2 separate regions of the Mus musculus genome follow, and region 1 is linked to region 2. The links are chromatin contacts, found by Hi-C or POLR2A ChIA-PET in ENCODE. All regions are on one chromosome and are shown on one strand. Each heading gives the region's core, a stretch centred on a gene start or an enhancer-like site at or near the end of the contact. The rest is flanking DNA. Distances are from core to core; before and after follow the strand shown.

Region 1 (4,616 bases), core at 2,108-4,607, 230 kb after region 2:
ACTGCCCACTCCTGGCTGAGGAGAGCTGGCAGCTGTTAGCTTCGGGAGAGGGAAAGGCAGTTTTCTGTAAAACCGTTGCAGCCAGCCCCAGGTAAGTTGACCACACTGAAGGCCATGTATCCAAGAATATTTGGGTGCTACAGATTGGCCTGAATTCAGTGGCATGAGAGATCGGCCTCTGATCCAAGCAACCACTATCTTGAAGTGGTCGGCTGTGTAGCTGTGTACCTTCTAAAGGATGATCCCATCTAGGCTGGTCGAGTGTTTACACCTGCATAAAGGGGTGGAGTAGGTCATGAGATTTTAACCTGAGTATCTCACTGCTCCTTACCACCTGGCAACTCTATACAAAGCCCGAGGGAGGGAATGGAGTATACTGAGGCTGAAGGACACTAGAGCAGGAACTTCATCTGTGTGTCTGAAGGGAAGTCCTCAGACCTGCTGCGAAGGCTTTCCAGGAGCAGTCACTCGAGGGAGGAGCGCCCTCAACCCTGTAAGTAACTCCTCGCTAGTGCTCTGTAAGGAAGCCCACCAAGTTCCTCGGTTCCCCCAGAGGATGCTCTGGTGGAATTGTGAGTTGGTTTGTCTTTAGGACCTTAGGAGAAGGGATGAATGCTGTTATGTTCCCTCTGGAGAAGAGATTTTAGCAACACAGGGTATAAGATGGTGAATAGGATCAAACCATACATAAAATTCTCCAAGAACCACTAGAGATATTTAGAGTGAACCACCAGCTTGCCTGTCATTTTAGGCCAACACATCTTGATGTAAAATGGTGCTGTGAATACCGTGTAATCGTTCTTTTATTGGCCACGGTGTTAGACAGAGTTGAGTTTACATGCTTTCCCCGCCTATTGGGCCACATTGTGTATTCCCAGTACATTGCAAGTATACAATATACGAAAGCTAGCAGTACTTATTCTACTAAACTATGGGCCTTAGAGTATTAACCAGTGGGTTCATTCTTAACAAACTGCCACAACCTTGACACCTGAAAACAACAGAAATGTCACACACTTCCAGAGACCACAAGTCTGAAGATAGTGTCAACAGATCACATGCCCCGCAGAGGCTGGGGAAGAAATCAGCTCCCACCCAGGTTCTGGAGCCTTGTGGAAGCTGCCAGAATTCCTTGGTGTTCCTTGGCTGTGTCTGCAATCCTTCTATGGTCTTCCTCTGCCCTCATAGTGAAGTCTTCTCTGGAGTGTCTCATATTCTTTAACCATACTTTTGAGGTGTTTAGGGCCCACCCAGGTCACTCCAAGTGATCGCTTTATCTAGAGATCCTTAATAGTCAAATGCTCAGAAATTCTACTGTATAAACCAACAGTCACAGGTTCTAGAGCTTTCCAAACGATTCCTTAGAGGGCATCACTCAGTCTACCATGACCCCTTATGAGGTGACAGACAATCCTGGTTTTCCAGGAATACCTTTCTTTTCTAGTTACAAAAGAGAAAGCAAAGGCAAACAACTATGGTTCCATTTACTAGGCTGCGAGAGGCAGAGGGAGGATTCAGCAACTTTCCTTGTTTTTTAGAGCATTTTGCAAAAAACCAATCTGGTTAATCAAGAATTATGTTGATGAGGACACTCGTGAGTTAAGATTTTCTACATAATTACATACCACCCCCCCCCCCATGAATCTACCTGTGGAGGGTGAAATGGGTATAATATAAGGCCTCCCCCTTGGCTAAGAGGAATATAAAATCTCTAGGTAGTGTGTTAGTCTACGTTTAGTTGCAATACCCAAATACCCGATGCCAGATCATTTGTAAAGAAGAAGGGTGTATTTAGCTCACAGTTCTGGAGTCCCAAGAGCATGGCAGCAGTCTCTGCTTGGCTATGGTGAGGTGCCCATTGTGTATGGCATCCTGATGGTGGGAACACGTGGCAAATGGGGGGCCAGACAGCAGGGAGGGGCTGGTCTGACTCACTACAACCACTCTCTCCAGAACTATCTGGAGTCTCAGGAGGCATTAATCCCTTCTGGTGGCAATGTCCCCAGGAATCTAATCTCCACCCTTATGACTCACCTCTTAAAGGTTCCATTATTCTCCAATATCACCGTACTGAGTCCCAGGATCCCAGTATATGAGCTGGCAAGGGACAAGCTATGTCAAATAATAGCGGATAGGAAACCGAATATTTCCTTAGAGAGAAAAGACAGCACAGTAAATCATTTGTCCAAGGGTGCCATAAAAGGTAATGAAGATGACAATTCTGGGGACCCTCCTGTCCATGGGGTAGGTAGACAGGAACAGCAACTCCCCAAGTGCTTTCAATAGGATGGACATGAGTGGCTGTGCTATCCTGGACCAGGGTCAGTGGAGTTGCCCGCTAACTAATAAAGATTTTAGTCCATGTTAACTAAAGCTATAGCTTTAGTTATTTCTCCTTTTAAAAAGACTTCACACAGAGATACGCCCATGTATCCGAGTCTCCGTTCTAATTCAGGATCAAGAAAATATAGTCCTGTGTTACCTTTGAAGTTTTCAGCCTTCATCTTGAGAAAAGTTTTTCCTTAGATCCTAGGTCCTCCCCAGACAGAGAAGGCAGTGTGACTAAGAGCCTGGTGACATCAAGCTGAGACGCAGCATGTCCCCTGTCCCGCACTCTGTGCTATGTCCTAATTCTCTTGCCTCTCTCATGTGCTCATGTGTGGCTAGGTAGGAAAGTGTGTTTGAGGACTGAATAGTGGACTTGGAAGGATGGCACAGTAGTTAAGAGAACTTCCTGCTCTTGTAGGGGACAGGGTTCAGTTCCCAGCACCCACACCTGGTGGCCCACAACTCCCTATAACTCTAGTTTTAGGGGACCTGACACCTTCCTCTTGCCTCCTCTCACACCTACATGTGTGTGGTGCACATAATCTCTCATAGGCACATAGGCATGCACAGGAATCAAACTCAGGGAGTCCTAGTCCTTGGGTTCCCAGATGGCACCCTATTGTTGGAGCTCCAGTAAGCAGGGAACCAGCAGTTCCCCAATGCTGCCTGAGTAGTTTGAAAGGACTAGAGAAATTCATTTCAGAAATGTGAAAGTATAAAACCTGTCTGTATTCTCGCCCAATTTTCTCGTATCTCTGTCTCCCTCACCTAAAGCTGCTCCCATCTCAGAACTAAAAATTATTCATTAACTGAGATCCGTGAAAGGCTCAGTATGAATAACCGAATATGGTAGAATTTTGGACGCTGTGACAGGAAACAGGAAGCTCAATGCGGGGGCTGTGGGGTCTGTCCTTAAGCTTTGGGGCACTTGCCCAATGACTCAGAGACCACACCTGCCCACTCAGCCTACCCACAAGGCCACTGCTGGGTATGACCAGCTCTGCCGGGCCCATGCCAGCCTGCACATACTTCTTCCTCGGCTGGCAGCTACAGGCCAAGGAGGGTATCTCAGAACCAATGTTTCCTGGCTGAAGGCCAATCTTGATCTAGTGCCTAGGAGGTGCAGAAAGGCAGGGACAAAACATAAAACAATCCAGCTTAGGGGCTGGAGGAATGGCTCAATGCTTAAGAGCCTTTCTTGCTTTGGCAGAGGACCTGGGGTCAGTTGCCAGCACCTATTTTAGCCTCAGGGATCACTTTCTTCTGGATTCTGAGTATGCACAGGTTCGAGTGTGTGCACTCCCACACATACACAGGATGAAAAAATAAAAACAGTGTCTTAAATGAGCCAGCATGAGCAGGTGTCACTCTGCGGATTCAGACTCCATCCCATCTCCTGTAAGGGAAGTATCCCTTTATTCCCATTCAATAACGAGTTATTGAGGGGCAAGTTGGCTCTGCAGGAAAAGGAGCTGGCCACCAAATCTGACAACATGAGTTCAATCCCCAGGATCCACATGGTAGAAGCAAACTCCTTCTGTCTGGCTTCCACATGTGGTTATGGCACACACACACACACACACACACACACACACACACACACAGGATTGCAGGCACACACAGAGGACACTACACACACACTCATAGACAACACTATGCACAGATTCATATATATACACACACACAATGAACTATAAAATGTAAAAACAATGAAAATAAAAACAGGGTTTTTGTTGTTGTTTTTTGTTTGTTTGTTTGTTTGTTTTTTCTGAGACAGGGTTTCTCTGTGTAGCCTTGGCTGCCCTGGAACTCACTTTGTAGACCAGGCTGGCCTCGAACTCAGAAATCCGCCTGCCTCTGCTTCCCAAGTGCTGGGATTAAAGGCATGTGCCAACACTGTCTGGCTTATAAAAACAGTTTTTAATGCACATACTTTACTTATACAAAAATACCAAGAAAAAGGTTACAAACATAATTCTAATAATGTATATCAAAAATGTATAACAGCAGCATAAGGTGATCATACTACAATGGAATATAGGAAGATAAAACTCCAGGTTCTTGGAATAATTGTATGCATGTGCATAATAGCTAGTCTTGGAGCCATGTTTGAGGTATCCAAGAGGGAAGAGCATTCTGAGGTCCTGAGAATTGAAATAGGGGAAGAGTGGCGAGTATAAGTTTTTACTAACTTTTAGTAGAAAATTTCAATTTTCCACTACGGATATACACAGCAGGCCACAGAAGTATTAACAGCGTCCTTGGCTGCCACCAACAGAGAGAAGACT
Region 2 (4,901 bases), core at 1,021-3,520:
TTTTGGATGCCGATACACTTACAATACGGCTAACCGAAAGACCCTTCAAAACAACTGAAAACAAACATCTATTGGGGCATGGTTTTGAAGCCTTTCATTACAGAATTAAGTCTGGTCAATTACAGGTCCTCAGAGGCGCCAGGCACTGCTGAGGAGGGCCATCCATGGTATAGCAGAACCTGTCAAGTGCACTTATGCCATACATTAAATATAATTTAAATGTAGCTGGAAATGTTGAGTTGGATTGCAGATGGTGAGTTATATCCACTCCACGGCGGTTTACCATCTTCTTTTCTTATTTTGAAGCCAACAATTTTTTTTTTTTTTTTGCTTTGTTTTAGGCCCTCAACATTCTCTCAAGTTCACAGAGGCTGATGGAGAAAATAGCCCTGCAAATTAGTTCTTGGTGTCCTTGCCCTCGCCCTCACATAAGCTGTCAACTGAGATCATTTTACATCTCTTTTGTTTTTTGTTTTTTCGAGATGGGATTTCTCTGTGTAGCCCTGGCTGTACTGGAACTCACTTTGTAGTCCAGGCTGGCCTCGAACTCAGAAATCTGCCTGCCTCTGCCTCCAAAGTGCTGGGATTAAAGGCGTGCAATACCACTGCCCGGCTTCATTTTACATCTGAACTCAGATTCCTTCGTTCATTAGAAAGAGCCACAGCTGCTTATTCCACTATGTCAGCAAATAGGTCTGCCACCTTGAGAAGGAAGAAATGATCTACTTTGAGCATAAAATAATTGCCTTTAATGCCAACTTGGGCAGTGGCTCCCTGCCCTGACCCAGTAATAAAACCTCATAGGGGAAACAGATTCCTGCGAAAAATATGGTTCCCATTCTATGGCGCCTTGGCATTTTGTCCCCTCCAATCATAGCTAAATGCTCTAGTTCCCCAAAAGAAGGAATTTTAAGGGTTACCTCAGCCTGGGGCTGTGTACAAAGCTCTGAGTAGTTTGACGCCATGGCTTCTCTGCCACAATTCTGCTTGGTTTAACAAGAATTCCGGTGTGATGACTACACAGCCAGCTTTTCCCCTCAGTTAATCAAACCAACATAATTTCTTTGCTAAAAGGCATTGCCTCATCAAGTCTGCGTTTCCAGACAAACCCAAGCTTCGGCTGGACTTCCCCATAATCGTATGGGCTAATAGATTCCAGGCGCCTTTGCAAACCAGTTCTTCGCAACGATGCAAACCCACACAAGCCTTGGATGGTTCAAAGTCACAGGCCTGACATTTTCTGGAGCAGATAACTTGGTTTCCTAAAGGAAATCTCTGCACTTAAGGTACACAGTTTACTTAAGATTCCAGGGGTAAAGCTTTAATACACAGTCTGGGAGCAAAGAACCTCGGGCACTAAGCTGGTCGCTACAGTTACAGCATCATAATGCGCCAGAATCCATACGGTGAATTATAGGCAGTAACGATGCACTCAGCTTTGGCTGAGGCGGCTTCAGTTTGCAAGAGAAAGAGGAGGGTGAAGAGAAATGTAGCTCGGAATCTCACGCCCTACTTTTATACCATATATATAATATATATGTACACACACACACACACACACACACACACACACACACACACAGGGAGAAGAGACAGACGATCACAAAAAGGGTGGAAAGAAAAATCTTAGCATGGGGGTGGGGAGAGAGTCCAGGGGCGGAGCCTGGAAGCTGTGGATAAGTGGCATTCTATCATTCGTTCATCCTTTCGTTCATTCATTCACTTAGTAGGCTCCCAGCCCAGTTGGCTTCACTGGCCCCTAAGATGCAGCTTTTAGCCTTTTTCAAGGACGATGGCTCCTTCTCTTGGGGAGTCTCCACCAACCAGAGCCCTCTCCGCCCACGAGAAAGCAGAGCAGTCTGCGCCCCCCAGAGCCCCGCTGGGTCCCCCAGCCTGCGGGACCCCGGAGGAGGGGCCGGGAGGCCTGGCTCCGAGCCCACGGCCCGCCCGCCCCGCCCCGCTCCGCCCCGCGGGTCCTGCCAGCTCGGCCCGGCCGGCGCCGCCCCCGCCTTACCAGGGTTTTGGCTACGTTTCCCCTCTGGGTGATGTTTTTGCTGTGCTTCTCGTTAGCCATCCGGATCCGCTGTTTGGCCACCATGGCTTGGGCGCTTGGGGATGCTCTCGACTCCCACCTGCAACGATGGCCGGGGTGAGCCGTAGCCGCAGCGCCCCGCGGCTTGCCCGGGCGCTGCAGGTGGCAAGGCACGGCCGAGCCCCGCGCACCCCGCTCCCGGAGCCCCAGCCAGCCGGCTCCAGAGAGAGGCCAGCGCGCGGACGGAAGTAATCTCTCATCTCAGGAAACCCTCTCCGACTTCCTCGCCATCCTTCCGGTCCCCCCAGCTACCTACCCTGCGCGGCCACCGAGGCAGGAGGCGGGAAGCGAGAGGCGGGCGCTGACACAGCGCCGCGCGCCAAGCCCAAGGGCACCGTGGCCCGGGGTGTCCGGGTCCTGAGATCGAACGCTGCGGGGCATAGGGTTCGGGCGACCCGGCGTTTGTGCGTGCGTGGGGGGTGGGGACGCAGCCGCACCCAGCCTGGTGACCTCTGACTGTTTCCTGACCACCTCGGGACAGGCAGGGATTGGGGCGCTGGTGCTTCAAGCTGAAGGCTAGACCCTAGGCATCGAGCGCTGAGTCTCAGAGCTGAGCCTGGCCAGGTTTGGGTAGTACTGTTGGGAAACACCCCAAAAGAACCTGCCCTTTAGGTGTCTGAGGAAACCCCACTTGGCAAGTTGGGTTGTGCAAAAAGAGACCCTTTGTGACATGGGACGAAGAGCCAAGAAGCCTCTTTCTGGTCCCTGAAAAATGTGGATGAGGGTGGAGTTGGACCAGACCTCACCTTGGCAGTGGTGGTCATCACACTAGCAGATTGCCCCAGAAACCACTGAGTGCATAGAGGGCAAAGGGTTCATGAGCCTACAGTACAGGAAGAATGGATGGCCACTGCCCATAACCAAAGTGTTGACCAGGCTTGGACTCTTATCCCCCACTGCCCCACCACCACTACTGTCTTGGGGCATCTTGGACCTTCAGGCATCCCTGTTCTATGGGGTACTAAGTGTGAGCTCCCAGACAGCATTGGGAGTTTCTCTGCAGTGAAAGGACAAAAATCAATATTTGAATATCCAGATGCTGACCCCGAGATTTAGCTAGGGGAGGAGTGGGGGCTGAACCGCTTATCTTTCCTCAACAAATATGGCTCCTTGGAGCTCAGGAGGGACATCTGGAGAAGTGGGAAGAGGTGGTCCAGGGTTAGGACAATACAAAATAGCACTCAAGGGTAAGGAGTGAGAGCTGTGTAGACCAGATATGTCGGATGCATCTCTGATCCTATCTATCTGTGCCTGGAGGATGCTTCAATAGGCTCTGGTATGGGTAGAATTTCTTATGTGGGTAGAAAGCTAGGAAGAGCTCTTTAGGATACGGTTTATCTTAGAGTTTCTGTTGGGATGAAACTCAAGCAGGGCAGAAACCTGGAAGCAGGAGCTGATGCAGAGGCTGTGGAGGGTGCTGCTGACTGGCTTACTTTTTCTGGCTTGCTCAACCTGCTTTCTAATAGAATCTGGGCCCACCTGCTCAGGGATGGCACCACCCACAATGGGCTGGGGCCTCCCCTTCAATCTGTAATTAAGAATATGCCTTACAGCTGGAGCTCATAGTCTCATTTCTCAACGGAGGCTCCTTCCACTCTGAAGACTCCAGCTTGGGTCAAGTTAGACAAAACCAGCCAATATACCCTTCTATCAACTGGTTAGAAATCTCTTCACTTGAATGAGCAGCTACTGGCTTCATTAACAGTATGAGCAGCCACCAACATCACAGGACCACTTAAGTCTGACCTATTCTGGTCCCTGATTTTAAGGACCACTGTGGGGAGCGGTGCGGCTGCAGGACCCGTGAAACCCACTTGTTTACTGCCTTGCCAGAGCATGCACAGTGAGGCTGCATGCGTGGGCTGCCTGCCAGGCTGGACTGTTCCTTGTGGTCAGGACCTGTCAGCCTATCTGTGAACGACCTGAGCTCGTGCCTGGAGCGTGTGTGAATTCTGATTGGATGAGGTGGGGTGGAGCTAGAAGGAGGTGAGTCTGTGCAAATAGTGAAGAGAGGAGTTTTAGCCCTTGCCGTGAGTAGAAGTACTAGAAGAGAAGCTGTTGTAATAGGAGTTGTTTTAGCCCTTGCCCTAAGAAGAAGCTGCTGGGGAAGAGAGCTGTAAAAGAAAAAGCCTGAGTAAAGTTGCTGCTTGAACCCAACTTGGTGTCTGTGTCGTTCGTGTCGCCGCCTCAGAGGACCAACGACAGACCACCACTGGCGTTTAAGTAGGGGAAGTGTTTCCTGAGCAGGGGGGGCTATTGTATAAGACCCACAGGTGCTTCTGCCTGTCCCTCACTTATTTCAGTAACTGGGCAGAAGCAGGGTAAATTCTCACCGAAGCTGACCAGAGCCCAGGCTCTAGGGGACATTCAGAGAAGTGAGGCTGATAGGTAGTTTCCACTTCTGGACTGGAAGCAGGGTGTTCCTCGCTCCACAGAGGCAGCCAACCGTATTGAGGAAAGATTATTATTTCTTGTTCGTTGTTTTCTGTGTGTTAGGGAACAATCTTACTCCTTTAATTTCTACTTTATGACATTTTGAATTAGTTTTTATTAAATTGAGGACCTGTCCACAGTAAAAAGTCCAGTGAAAAGTCCTCCACTCCCACATTTTCTACTGCCTGCCTGCCTGTCTGTCTGTCTGTGTACCTACCCACATATCTGTCATCAACCTGCCTATTTGTAGAGTCCCTTCAGAAGTCCAAACAGAAGCAGAGGATGGTGATGACTATCGACTCCTATATTTTGGAGGCCAACACAGGGGAATCTCTAGTTGAAGTCCAGCCTAGGCTGTATATGAAGACCCTACTCT

Evidence for each region. A loop is a pair of places that touch in the nucleus more often than their neighbours do. ChIA-PET counts read pairs that join two places held with the same protein, here RNA polymerase II (POLR2A).
Region 1: a loop to region 2 is called in a map of regulatory T cell, with 2.0 times the contacts of the local background. The contact joins the enhancer-like site here to the promoter of Serp2 in region 2. A Hi-C loop is called at or near these places in 1 of 37 maps with a recorded cell type or tissue (regulatory T cell). POLR2A ChIA-PET finds 5 or more read pairs at or near these places in 1 of 5 experiments (Patski).

Annotation. Positions count from the first base shown.
Region 1 is chr14:76,784,478-76,789,093 of GRCm38, forward strand. The region is part of intron 1 of Gm30246 (a long non-coding RNA gene); the gene reads left to right. Among named protein-coding and RNA genes, the nearest start is that of Gm30246, 6.1 kb to the left of the region's middle. Within about 2 kb of position 3,358, at least 1 of the 3 ENCODE cell types and tissues checked has a DNase peak (open chromatin) inside an H3K27ac peak, as active enhancers do.
Region 2 is chr14:76,554,417-76,559,317 of GRCm38, forward strand. It overlaps Serp2 (stress-associated endoplasmic reticulum protein family member 2), which reads right to left and starts at 2,271. Exons shown (of 3, transcript NM_001160326.1): 1 at 2,015-2,271. The coding sequence starts at 2,098.